Linked DNA regions of Mus musculus: region 1 is linked to region 2. Evidence: chromatin loops called from intact Hi-C (ENCODE). Cell type or tissue: gastrocnemius. All regions are shown on one strand.

The links. Hi-C counts contacts between places; a loop is a spot of excess contacts. Peaks named below come from ENCODE experiments on the same cell type or tissue, not always from the same donor. Only the 100,000 strongest peaks of a DNase experiment are listed, where the experiment ranks them.
Region 1: a loop joins it to region 2, with 2.0 times the contacts of the local background. A loop is called at or near these places in 2 of 42 quality-filtered maps.

The regions. Positions count from the first base shown.
Region 1 is chr10:3,828,205-3,830,704 of GRCm38, reverse strand. All of the region lies in intron 2 of Plekhg1 (pleckstrin homology domain containing, family G (with RhoGef domain) member 1), which reads right to left. Among named protein-coding and RNA genes, the nearest start is that of Gm30164, 70 kb to the right of the region's middle. In gastrocnemius, no CTCF peak of the experiment used is centred here; a DNase peak (open chromatin) is centred at 1,128; H3K27ac peaks cover 844 bases.
Region 2 is chr10:3,876,352-3,878,851 of GRCm38, reverse strand. All of the region lies in intron 3 of Plekhg1 (pleckstrin homology domain containing, family G (with RhoGef domain) member 1), which reads right to left. Among named protein-coding and RNA genes, the nearest start is that of Mthfd1l, 95 kb to the left of the region's middle. In gastrocnemius, no CTCF peak of the experiment used is centred here; no DNase peak of the experiment used is centred here; H3K27ac peaks cover 1,275 bases.

The DNA.
Region 1 (2,500 bases), 48 kb after region 2:
CTTACTCTGTAAGCACAACACCAGTGGTTTCACAAGGGCAGTATGGCCCAGTACTGGGATAAATAGCTATACAAGACAGGCTGTTTTGGGTGGTTCCTGATCGACTCTGGGTTTTTTTTTTTTGGGGGACAGATATAGAACTAGCATTAACTGTAAGGAAGTTATGAAGAAAGAAACTTGATTTTGACAGGCCTTTATGGACACCAGGGATGGGCAGTGTGGCGAGGCAGCAAGCTCTGTCCACATTACAGCAAGCTCTGGGCTTTAAATGGTTAATGCCTTTGTCAATCAAACTCTGCCTGCGCAGTGTTGGAGTCCGTTCTGCATTCAGGGCCAGGGGAAACTGAGGAAGGATGCAACTGCATCTGTGGCAGTGGGTTTCCTGCTCGATGGGCCACACATCCCTCTGTCTTGCTGAGTTCTCTCAATGCAGTTCTGCCCTGGATTTGGCAATGGGTTTTGGAGCAAAGGGTCTAGGAAATACACCTGCCTTCTTAAAGCAAGATGTGCAGCGATTGGTCTGCATGTAGTTCTCAATGTGAAGAGCATCCATGAAGAAAACACAGCATTTTCAAAACAGAGAAAGCTGAAGCCTAATCACTTCCTGTCTCTAACTGTGAGGCACAGCTTGGGCTGATCTGTTTGGAATTAGGTGCTATGCAAAGTCCTCCTGATCGGTACACTGTCTCCTACTGGCCCAACAGACAGTCCAGCCTTCAGTGTTGAACGGCCATACACAGGAGAAAAGCAGGGCAGATGTGAACTCGTGCACAGTTTCTGCTCACATGAACCAATCTGGGGGGACGGGGGGAATCACTTGCAAGTTCATTTAGATTTGCTCACAGACAAGTTCGCCCACAAGCATCTCCCCTCCTTCCTGAATGGTGGGAGAGTGTGCCCATCAAAGCTTTCTGTCTAACCCTCCCTCCCTTTGACACAGGGTCTCCTCTTCCAGCTGTTAGCACTTCTCTTTGTAATTCCATCCCGACTGGCTTCCCCACTGCAACAGCTCTGTGGATGCTGCTGCCTAATCCAGTTGGTATTTATGACTCTCTTTCTCATATAACTTCTTGGCAGCATCTGACACGTTTGGCCACCGTTCCCCTCTAACCTGCTTCTCCTCCTACCTCCACTGGCATCCTTTCTCAACTGGAACTCAGCCATTCTCAGCTTAAGTGTCTGAGCACGAGGTGGGATAGCCAAGTGACTGCTCCACATCTCAGCTTTGAGATTTCGAAGCAAAAGACAATGTAATATGCTCACGATGGAACACAGTCATCTTCACAGCCCGGGGTCCCAGACAGAGACTGGCACCACCACCTGGTCTCTGTCTGCAGGAAGAGCCAACCACTGTATATTTACTCCTTCACTCCAGTCAAATCCTTACCACCCCCACCCAACCTTTTCACTTCTTAATTCTCCATTAGCTACTTGGCCATGATTACTCTCTACCAGGCTCTTGTATCTGTACTAGAGGAATGGTCTAGTAACCTGTCTCCGGGATGGGACAGACAATTACACTGTGATCTTCCAAATTGCAAACCTGATGTCACACCACCCTGGGCATGATTCTATGCCTTCTCATTTATTCTTGGATAATGATAAAACCATCAATGTGTCCCAACCCATTCCTCCTTGCTAGCCTTCCCAGCTTTGATCCAAAGACCCTTCACACCCATTACTCCTTTCCAGTATTCTCCAGCGCTCACGTTCTCTCCATATCACTGGTACCCACTGCCGATACTGCTAATCTGTCAGAATTTGCCTCAGAAACTGCCTCCTCAGGTGAGGGTTTTTTTCCCCCCTACAAACCAATAACTCTTTGGTTTCTAGTCATTTACCTGACTAGTCTAGCATACACTAAGGACACTGAGTGTCCTTCTATTTATTCATTTATTTAGCCACATCATTTTCTCAGACTGTGGACTGGTACCTGGAATTTAGTATCTATGCAATGAAAACTTGTTGAATGAATGAATGAACAACTACGATGCATGAGAAACTAGTATAATTAGTGAATAAGATATTTCTATCATCACTACAGTAATTAAAAAAAAACATACTGTTGTTTATAATTATATACTAAGTTCTGGTAAAGAAAGTCCATAATTTTCAAATCATTCCCATGGAAATCATGATTTGTTTGATGATGTTTCCTTATTTTATGGTTTCTTCAGAGAGTTGGGGTGAGGTGTGAGATGCCTATATTTATCTCCAACTTGGGTAGAATATTTGTACCTTCTCTGTCCTTAGACATGCTGTACTGATGGACACGGGCATAGTTTGTGAAATCTAACTGTGGCTTAATATTCATTGTAACATCAAAGCATAGCAGATGAACTGTTTAGTTTTCATCTTAGGAAAGGAGTATGTCAGTGGGCTGGAACAGTTGCTTAGTGGCTAAGAATATGTCCTGTCCTCACAGCAGAACCAGACTTGCTTCTTAGCACTTAGGTTAGATAATTCATCCGTATCAGTCACCGCAGCCCTAGGGGAATCT
Region 2 (2,500 bases):
AAAGCTGAGACTCTTCCCTGTGTACAGAGAGGGTTAACGTGTGTCTGCAGAGGCGAGACAAGAACGCTTGGACAGCCTCAATCAGTATTGATGGGGTGAAACTTGGATAGGAAAAAACACCTCTCCCTATCTGGTTTCTCTCATCCATATCATATTTCTTCTCTCCACAGTTTTATCAAGCAACCTAAAAGAAAACAAAACCAAGAGTCTTCATGGAATAGTTGAGTAGCTCCAGGTTTCTCTCCCAGTAAGATGAGTTTTGTTTAGGTGGAAAAGTTACTAGGAAAATGGTAAGGAAAAAAAAAAAAACCTACCATAAAGCAACAACAGCTTTAATCACATTAAGTTTCCTGAGAGGTTTTAAAACTGTTGGCAGTTTCGGAGGTACCCTACAAATGACATCATGGTTGAAAGTTAGAAATTGAACTTCTTTGGGTTCCATTTGGCACCACATATTGTTTTGGTTGAACATCAGTTAACTTTCTATTTTTACTGGGAGTGATGTCATAACTGTTTTTAGGACAGTGTCTGGCTCTGTCATCTGTGGAACTCAACACATGATCATGTTTTTGAATGTCATTTTTTTTTCTAAAGCTGGAAGCATGTGTGTATTTGGTGGAGAATGTGCTCATCAGCAAATATTCCACAATTTCTGAAACATATTTTTGATTAAAAGTCAAATCCAGAGGCACCCAGGAACTCCCAACCAGTGGCATGGCTTCCTTCTGGTCTGGGCTGGTGTCCTGAGCAGACCTTGGGTGCGAACTCCACATCCAGTCCCATAATACCCAGAGGACGCTCCACTCCCAGGCGCTCTAACACACCCAGGACCACAGGATCTCAGGATCCCAGAAGCTTGGGCACACCAGGATCTCAGGGTCCCAGAGGCAGCTTGACTCCCAGGAACTCTGACACACCCAGGATCTCAGGATCACAGGATCCCAGAATCACAGGATCACAGAGACAGCTGAACTCTAAGGAGTTCTGACACAACCAGGATCACAGGAAGGACAGGCTCCAGTCAGATATAGGGAGGACAGGTAACACTAGCAATAACCAGATGGCACGAGGCAAGCATAAGAACATAAGCAATAGAAATCAAGGTTACTTGGCATCATCAGAACCAAATTCTCCCACCACAGCAAGTCCTGGATATACCAACACACTGGAAAAGTAATATTTGGGTTTCAAATCACTTCTCATGATGATGATAGAGGACTTTAAGAAGGAAATAAATAACTCCCTTAAAGAAATATAGGAAAACACAGGTAAGCAGCTAGAAGCCTTTAAAGAGGAAACACAAAAATTCCTTAAAGAATTACAGGAAAACACAATCAAACAGGCAAAGGAAATGAACAAAACCATCCAAGATATAAAAATGGAAATAGAAACAATAAAGAAATCACAAAGGGAGACAACCCTGGAGATGGAAAACCTAGGAAAGAAATCAGGAGTCATAGATGCAAGCATCATTAACAGAATACAAGAGATAGAGGAGAGAATCTCAGGTGCAGAAGATACCATAGAAAACATGGACACAACAGTCAAAGAAGATGCAAAGAGCAAAAGCTCCTAAGCCAAAACATCCAGGAAATCCAGAACACAATCAGAAAACCAAGCCTAAGGATAATGGGTAAAGATAAGAATGCAGATTTTCAACTTAAAGGGCCAGCAAATATCTTCAACAAAATTATAGAAGAAAAATTCCCATACCTAAAGAAAGAGATGCCTGTGAACATACAAGTAGCCTAGAGAACTCCAGATAAACTGAACCAGAAAAGAAATTCCTCCTGTCATATAATAATCAAAACACCAAATGTACTAAACAAAGAAAGAATATTAAAAGCAGTAAGGAAAAAAGGTCAAGTAATATATAAAGGCAGACATATCAGAATTACACCAGACTTCTTACCAGAGACCATGAAAGCCAGGAAATCCTGGTCAGATCTCATACAGACCAGAAGAGAACACAAATACCAGCCCAGGTTACTATATCCAGCAAAACTCTCAATTATCATAGATGGAGAAACCAAGATATTCCATGACAAAACCAAATTTACACAATGTCTTTCCATAAATCCATCCCTACGAAGGGAAAACTCCAACACAAGGAGGGAAACTACACCCTAGAAAAAGCAAGAAAGTAATCTTTCAAGAAACCCAAAAGAAGATGGCCACACAAACATAATTCCACCTCTAACAACAAGAATAACAGGAAGTAGCCGGGCATGGTGGCGCATGCTTTTAATCCCAGTACTCAGGAGGCAGAGGTAGGCTGATTTCTGAGTTCGAGGTCGGCCTGGTCTACAAAGTGAGTTCCAGGACAGCCAAGGCTATACAAAGAAACCTTGTCTCGAAAAACCAAAAAAAAAAAAAAAAAAAAAAAAAAACCAGGAAGTAACAATCACTTTTCCTTAATATCTCTTAGCATCAATGGACTCAATTTTCCCCAAAAGACATAGATAACAGACTGGCTATGTAAACAGGACCCAGCATTTTG